2 separate regions of the Homo sapiens genome follow, and region 2 is linked to region 1. The links are chromatin contacts, found by Hi-C or POLR2A ChIA-PET in ENCODE. All regions are on one chromosome and are shown on one strand. The core of a region is the stretch at or near the end of the contact, and the rest is flanking DNA. Distances in the headings are between cores, read along the strand shown. Region 1 overlaps RNGTT (RNA guanylyltransferase and 5'-phosphatase). Region 2 has its middle 24 kb from the start of AKIRIN2.

Evidence for each region. A loop is a pair of places that touch in the nucleus more often than their neighbours do. ChIA-PET counts read pairs that join two places held with the same protein, here RNA polymerase II (POLR2A). Pooled maps may share reads with other maps.
Region 2: a loop to region 1 is called in a pooled map, with 3 times the contacts of the local background. The contact joins two enhancer-like sites. A Hi-C loop is called at or near these places in 1 of 50 pooled maps. POLR2A ChIA-PET finds 5 or more read pairs at or near these places in 2 of 52 experiments (GM10248 and GM12878).

Annotation. Positions count from the first base shown.
Region 1 is chr6:88,759,820-88,764,038 of GRCh38, forward strand. All of the region lies in intron 13 of RNGTT (RNA guanylyltransferase and 5'-phosphatase), which reads right to left. Among named protein-coding and RNA genes, the nearest start is that of RNGTT, 200 kb to the right of the region's middle. Within about 2 kb of position 2,037, at least 3 of the 41 ENCODE cell types and tissues checked have a DNase peak (open chromatin) inside an H3K27ac peak, as active enhancers do; they include GM12878, where a contact is called at or near this core.
Region 2 is chr6:87,723,898-87,728,116 of GRCh38, forward strand. No RefSeq gene overlaps it. Among named protein-coding and RNA genes, the nearest start is that of AKIRIN2, 24 kb to the left of the region's middle. RefSeq lists enhancers at 1,129-1,238, 1,929-1,988. Within about 2 kb of position 1,699, at least 5 of the 41 ENCODE cell types and tissues checked have a DNase peak (open chromatin) inside an H3K27ac peak, as active enhancers do; they include GM12878, where a contact is called at or near this core.

The DNA of each region.
Region 1 (4,219 bases), core at 787-3,286:
GTCTGCATTCAAATCCTATGTTCCTAAGTTACTTCATTTTCCCCCCCACCAACTTCAATGTGATTCAAAGTAGGAATTTAACTAATATTTAATCTATATAATATCCACCAGGTAACAAGCTTTTTATAACATAAAAGGTAACTTAGAGAAATTGCAATTAATGAAAATATATATTAATTGAGAAAAATCACATAAGCGAAAGGTACTAATGTAAAGAATAGTGTTAAAATGAATATGAAAATTAAATTCCAAAGAATCAAATTATAAAACAAAGGTGATATATACTTCTATTTAGTAAATTAACAAGTAAAAATAAGTAATTTGACTCCAGTGAGGTCATAAGTAGATGTTTTAAAGCCACATGCTCCTTTTCTCCTACTAGTTACTTGTAGACACTTTGATTATGATGTTGGTTTTTGGTAAGCGGCCTGGGAAAGATTTTCTGCTGAATGCAGGAAGGATGAAATAACAGAGGAAACAAGAGTTACTAATACCCAAGAGATAACCAGGCAAAGGAACTGAAAAGAGTTCAGTCACAGCTCCTCCTTGCCTCTCCTAGGCACACTGGAAGTAAAACATAATCAAGAATGTTAACAGTAGTAACCATTCAAAGACTGAAAGCCAACGAAGCATTTGTCTTAAAATATGTTTGGGTGATGAGAATATTTTCAAATAAGAAAGCAGTTACTATGGGTCATTTGCTAAATAATAAAAATAGCTATATTATACATAAAAAAATACAACCAGCTACATACCAAATAGCTTAGTCATTAAGCATACTATAATAATAGTGATTACATTAGTGTTTTATGTCTATTTCTTTAAAATAATTTTTAAATAAAATATAAATGAAAGAATTAAACATTTCATTTTGTGAAAGAGGCAGAGGGTAGAAAACAGAAAAATGCTGCTCAGCAAAGTAGTAAGACTTTTTCCCCCATACTTAATCCTTCCTTATATAAGAACAGTTCTTCAACATTCAGAAAAATATTTTACCACCACAATTTCCTTCTCAAAAAGAGTAACACTAATTCAAATAAGCATGAGAAAACGATTTTTTTTTTTTTTTCCCAGAGATGAGATCTTGCTGTATTGCACAGGCTGGATTCAAACTCCTAGGGCTCAAGCAATCCTCCTGCCTCAGCTTCCAAACCCAGCTCATTCTATTTTTTTTTTTAATGAATTGAAGCAAAAGAAATACACACACACACACACACACACACACACACACACATACACTCTAGTCAGCAGAGTAAAAAGACTTTTCCGATAGGAAGTAAAGGAGACCATGCAGTCAATTCTATATATTCCATTCTGCTTGCTAGGAAGCTAGCATTTCTCAGTTTTAAATGTGCAGACCTTACCTGGTTAACAAACCAGAACCTTCTGGCCAGGCATGTTGGCTCACACCTGTAATCCCAGCACTTTGGGAGGCCGAGGCACGTGGATCACTTGAGGTCAGGAGTTTGCGACCAGCCTGGCCAACACTGTGAAACCCCACCCCTATTAAAATTATAAAAAATCAGCCCAGCATGGTGGCAGGCACCTGTAATCCCAGCTACTCTGGAGGCTGAAGCAGGAGAATCGCTTGAACCCGGGAGGTGGACGGTACAGTGAGCTGAGATTGCACCACTGCACTCCAGCCTGGGCAACAGAGTAAGTCTCTATCTCAAAACAAACAAACAACAACAAAAATACCTAAGCCTCCCAATACAAGTGGGAGGCCAGATCCCCTTAAAGAAGGTATTGCAATACTACTACAACCATGTACAGTACTGTAAATCCACAGTTGGCAAACTATAGTCTACAGGCCACATCTGGCCTCACACCTGTTTTTGTAAATAAAGTTTCACTGTGACACAGTCATGCTCACTCATACACATATTGTCTAGCTTTGATTTAGCACCACAATGGTAGACTTGAGTAGTTGAGATACATAGGCAACAAACCCTAAAATATTGACTATCTGGCCTTTCATAGAAAAAAAGTGCTGACCCTTGCTGTAAATCTTCCAACAGTTTTTCAAAGGATGAGCAGCATTTGCTAAAGTGATTGTTCTGGTAATCCCCGATGGGTAATCCCCTAGTGGTCGTGTCTGTTTAAAGTAAGTGTCTGGTAACCCCCTAGTGGTACGGATGTTCTTTCTTTCAAAAGAAAAATCTAATAAAAAAATTATAATCCAAAAGAAAGAACACCCAGACCACTAGGGGATTACCAGACACTTACTTTAAACAGACACGAATTGCCAGGAACCCAAAATGCCACTGCAGTCCGTAAGTTAAATGGAGAGCTTAGGGTAATCAGGTGATAAATGGATTACTGGCTCAAGTTTAAATCTAAGTGTGACGGTATGTCCACAAATACAACCTGCGGTTATTTTCCAGTTACTGGATGTATAACTGGAAGAGAAATACTTGGAAAACGAATTTCCACATTGGCTGTCTGACCCACGGAATAAGGGTCATTATGCTAGGAAAGGCCAAATAAAAGCCCCTTCAACCAGCCTTCCCTACCAGGGAAATAAACCAAAAGCAGTAACATATCTCCAAGGGAAATACAAAAATTAGTACCACCATCAGAGATTTAGAATGATTTTTGATTATCATAAATTTAATCATGTTAAACCAAGTGCAGCTGCCATTTCAGATGTGCTGTCTTTAACGAAACCAATCAATGTAGCCTCTAAAATCTTATATACAAGTTGGCAAATACTTTTTTCTCTGTACCAATCTGTGGTACTATCAGAAGACATCTGCCTTTGCCTAGAATGACCAATAGTATATCTTGCAGCCACAGCATACTGCTTTTCTGCTCTCTGCCACAGTAGAATCTACAGAGACAGTGGTCTTTTTAAAAAATAGTAAATATATATTTAGTATTTATTATGTAACATGCAGTAGTTTAAAGGACTTACATGTATTATGTCATTAAAGTCCCACACGAGGTAGGCACTATTATCCACATAATGAAGTTACAGAAACACAAGCAACAGAGAGAGAACCTGAGTAAAGAGTGGCAGAGCTTGAATTGAAATCCAGCTGGCATAATATCCAGAGTCTCTTTGCTTAAGAGGATCCACTACAGTCGTCTAAATGAAAGGTATTTTCTTTTTCCTTTTTTTTAAGGAAGGGTCTCACTCTGTCACTCAGGCTGGAGTGCAGTGGCCCCACCACAGCTCACTGTAGCCCCAACCTCCCCAGGCTCAGGTGTTCCTCCCACCTTAGCCTCCAAGTAGCTGGGACTACAGGCATGTGCCATCATGGCCAGCTTTTTTTTTTTTTTTTTTTTTTTTTTGTATTTCTTGTTAGAAATGGGGTTTCACCAGGTTGCCCAGGCTGGTCTCAAACTCCTGGACTCAAGCACTATGCCCACCTCAGACATCTCAAAGTGCTGGGACTACAGGAGTGAGGCACTGTGCCTGGTGGAAGAGTTATTTTGTTTGCGTATTTATCCATGTGTCAGTTGATAAATATTTGGGGTTGTTTCCACCCTTTGGCTATTATGAATAATGCTGATAAGAAGATTTACGTACAAGTTTTGTGTGGGCATATGTTTTCATTTCTCTTGGGTATATACTTGAGAGTGGAATTGCTGAGTCACATGGTAAGTCTATCTTAAACATTTTGAGGAACTATGTAACTGTTTGCCACACTGGCTGCACCAACTTACAATCTCAACATCCATGTGTAAGGACTCCAATTTCTGTCTCTCACTTGTTATCGTCTTTCTAATTTTTTTCAGAGACAGTGGTCACTCTGACACTACACAGAACAAATCACTGATCAACAATGCTGATGATTTTGTACTTATTAAGAGTGATAAAGAGGAAGTATAAAGTTCTTTAGACATCTTGCTAAGACACATGTAAGACAGAAGACATAAAACCCACAAAAATTAAGAGCCCATTGCCTAAGTAAGATTTCTAGGGGTCCAATGGTTGGAAGCCTATCAGGATAGCTTCTCCAAGGTGTCAGAGACAAGTTACTCTACTTGCACTATCAGTGGATACTAAAAAGGACGTTACAAAGATTAACAATCACTGTGGATTTTGAAGCAGTACTCCAACTCATTGACCAAGGAACCTGTTAGGCTACCATTTTTAAGTTGAAATCAGAACAAAAGATGGCTCTGCAGCAAGTTCATGCTATAGTATAAGCTGCTCTGCCACTTGGGCCTTATAACCCAGTATATCAATTGTCTGGAGCCTCTGAATCCTTCC
Region 2 (4,219 bases), core at 449-2,948, 1.0 Mb before region 1:
AGACTCCGGAGACTGAGCTTTCAAGGTGAGTGGTTTTCAGAACTGCAAATGAGAGCCAGCCCCATTCTGGGTCTCTTTCCCCAAGGATATCTTAGAGATATTCAGTTCAGGAAGAGAGGTCTTATTGTAGTATGTAGTTGCCATCTTGGGAACATATGTCAGGACTTCCTAAAGTCTTTCTGCTTAAAGTTTCCAAGAAAGTATGGAGCCTGATTTCTCATAAAGCCACTTTTCCTTTAAAGGTACTTGTGGAATCTCTATAGGCCCAAGGTTGACATGACCATATCCGTGAAAAGCTCAGGTACTATTTCTGTGCTAATCTCTTTAGAATAACAGAAAGAATTTATTTTAAAAATTCTACTTATCTTTCTCAAATTATTAGAGCTAATCCTAGTATAAAATAATGGAGAAATAGTTGAGTAAATTAGAGTGCATCAGCTGGTGGAATACTATGCAGATGTTAAAAGGGATAATTAACAAGATTAAACAACATGAAAAGACGTTTTTGATTCAATGAATGAGGAAAAAGGTAGAATACGAAATTGTAAGTATCAACCTTATAAGTATCAACCATGTGAAAATGGGTTTACATAAGGACATTTTTCTTGGTGGTCTTTTTTTTTTTTTTTTTGAGACAGAGTTTCGCTCTTGTTGCCCAGGCTGGAGTCTGGAGTGCAATGGCGTGATCTCCGCTCACCACAACCTCCACCTCCTGGGTTCAAGCGATTCTCCTGCTTCAGCCTCCTGAGTAGCTGGGATTACAGGCATGCGCCATCACACCCAGCTAATTTTGTATTTTTAGTAGAGACGGGGTTTCTCCATTTTGTCAGGCTGGTCTCAAACTCCCGACCTCAGGTGATCTGCCCGCCTCGGCGTCCCAAAATGCTGGGATTACAGGCGTAAGCCACCACACCCAGCCTCTTGGTAGTCTTTAACAAGGTAACTGAGGTTGCCACAACCATAGATCTTGGTACGTAAGATAAAATCTATTGAGCATTTCTGCCTTAGAGGATTTTGGCTAAGGTAATGTCACTGTCCTAGTTCAGTTCCAGAATTTGTTCCTATATTGTCCAGATTCTGTGCCTTTTGCTGATCTACTTCTGTGCTGGTCCATAGCACTCTCAACTGATGGGACCCACTGATTATAGAGTTCTCAGTCTCTCTGTCTGCAGTTACTTAAACTCTGGTATGGAGATCTTTTGCTTTGCACCACACAAATGTTAAGAACTACATTTAAATTGCTTTCATTTTTTTTCTGCCTACTCTTTTCCAAATCTGTGTCAAGGTGGAGATATGACTGTCCTCCAGTGTGCTAATAATGTCTGCAAAGCTTCTGGGAATACCTGCCAAAGCCAAGGTGTGAGGGAGAGACCTTGAATCTCTCCTTGCATTTGGTGGGAAAAAAACAATTTATAGATTGAGTGCCTCCTGCAAGACTTTTTTTTTGTTACAGAAAAATCCTTTTATGGCTGTTTTCTGTTCCAATCATGAACAGAAGTCTCCTTGCAAACAGAGGCCTCCTGCTGCTTTTCAAGGGTTTGGTGGCCTAATCATTTTGTGCCTGCCCTAGCAGACACTTTTTATGTTTGTGGCTTCTTATCATCTCTTAAAAGCCCTTCCAATATCAAGGGAATTTCTATATTTTGAGTTCTGTTTTTCAAGGTGAAACTAGAACTCTCTATTCTAGTCTTATTTGCGGCCAAGATGCAAGCATGTGACCTAGTTTCTGCAATCAGATGTAGCCATGCAACACTGAATGCAGAAGAAAAAACCATGAGAAAGCAGGTGTCATGCAGAATCTGTTTTCTGGTGAAGCTATGGAGCTTGCCAGTGGCACAGAAATGGCCCAGCACCAGTGTTGGTATCCCCAGCAGAGAGTTAGTGCAGCCACAGTGCCAACGCCAGCGGCGTTCTCTTCTATAACAGTCCAGCAGTATGATTTGGATATAACTTCCTGCCAAGTAGCCCAGAACATGATTCTCTGGCCCTTCCAGACAGTCTATGTGCTATCTAATACCCTTTAATACTTTCAATTTATTTTATTTTCCTTCTTTTTTTTTTTTTTGAGACGGAGTCTCACTCCGTCACCCAGGTTGGAGTACAGTGGCGTGATGTCAGCTCACTGCAACTTCTGCCTCTCTGGTTCAAGTGATTCTCCTGCCTTGGGCTCCTGAGTAGCTAGGACTACAGGCACAAGCCACCACGCCCAGCTTATTTTTTGTATTTGTAGTAGAGATGGGGTTTCACCATGTTGACCGGGCTGGTTTTGAACTCCTGACCTCAGATGATCCGCCCACCTCGGCCTCCCAAAGTGCTGGGATTACAGGCGTGAGCCACCACGCCCGGTTCATTTTATTTTTAAACTAGCAAGAGTGGATTCTGTTGTTTGCAACCAAAAATCTTTTTTTTTTTTTTTGAGACAGAGTCTCTCTCTGTCACCCAGGCTGGAGGGCAGTGGTGCGATCCTGGCTCACTGCAGCCTCTGCCTCACGGGTTCAAGCGATTATCCTGCTTCAGGCTCCTGAGTAGCTGGGACCACAGGTGCACACCACCACACCAGGCTAATTTTTTTATTTTTAGTAGATACTGGGTTTCACCATGTTGGTCAGGCTGGTCTCGAACTCCTGACTTCAGGTGATCCACCCACCTCGGCCTCCCAAAGTGCTGGGATTACCGGCGTCAGCCACCATGCCCAGCCACAACCAAAAATCTTGAACAATATACCTATATTCATGATTTTACATTAGGCTGAAAGACAAAAGTGGGCCGGGCACGGTGACTCACGCCTGTAATCTCAGCACTTTGGGAGGCTGAGGTGGGAGAATCACCTGAGATCAGGAGTTCAAGACCAGCCTGGCCAACATGGTGAAATCCCCATCTCCACAAAAATACCAAAAAATTAGCCAGGCATGATGGCGGGTGCCGGTAATCCCAACTATTTGGGAAGCTGAGGTGGGAGAATCGCTTGAACCCAGGAGGCGGAGGTTGCAGTGAGCCAAGATTGTGCCATTGCACTCCAGCCTGGGTGACAGAGTGAGACTGCATCTCAAAAAAAAAAAAAGTCTTAAAAGTGATTTATTGGCCAGCCATGGTGGCTCACGCCTGTAATCCCAGCACTTTGGGAGGCTGACAGGCAGATCACGAGGTCAGGAGTTTGAAACCAGCCTGGCCAACATGGTGAAACCTCATCTCTAATAGAAATACAAAAATTAGCTGGGTGCACTGGCTGGCGCCTGTAATCCCAGCTACTTGGGAGGCTGAGGCAGGAGGATCACTTGAACTCGGGAGGTGGAGGTTACAGTGAGTTGATATCACGCCATTGCACTCCAGCCTGGGCAACACAGCAAGACTCCGTCTAGAGAAAAAAAAAAAGTGATTTATTTTTCTTGTTCATCATGTTTCCCCAGCCTGTAGATATAAATTTGGTCACTTTTTTTTTTTTTGAGATGGAGTTTTGCTCTTGTTGCCTAGGCTGGATGCAGTGGCACAATCTCAGCTCACTGCAACCTCCACTTCCCGGGGTCAAGTGATTCTCCTGCCTCAGCCTTCTGAGTAGCTGGGATTACAGGTGCCCATCACCATCACCAGGCCCAGCTAATTTTTTGTATTTTTAGTAGAGACGGGTTTCACCATGTTAGCCAGGCTGGTCTCAAACTCCTGACCTCAGGTGATCCACCAGCCTCAAACTCCCAAAGTGCTGGGATTACAGGTGTGAGCCACTGTGCCCAGCCAATTTGGTCACATTAATGACAAATCCTAAATTTTACTGGCTCTTGTTTCAACCTACATAATGCAGGTTTTCCAGCCTCACCCGATGTCTCTCCCAGAATCCCCAAGGATGATCTCATATGTGCTCACAAACAGTTCTCTCATATTCCTCTGTTTTGCCTCCTATGTTGTTGGCTATGGCCCAAGAAGCCATTTGCAGGTCCATACCTATGTCAGTGCCAAGCATGACAAGACTGTTGTCCACGATAAATGTGTGCTGCCTCCTAATGCTTTCACTCCATGTCACCCCTCGACCCAGCACCACAATGTAGGCCCATTTGCCTTACAGATGTCTCTCATAAAAATGCTTCCTTTAACAACTGTATGAAGCCCTTTTGTCTCTGGGGCTCAGAGGTGTGTACTGGGAATGAGCTGAGGAATCAAACAGGGTGCTTGCTTGCTTTCTCTCTCTCTCTTCCTTCCTTCCTTCCTTCCTTCCTTCCTTTCTTTC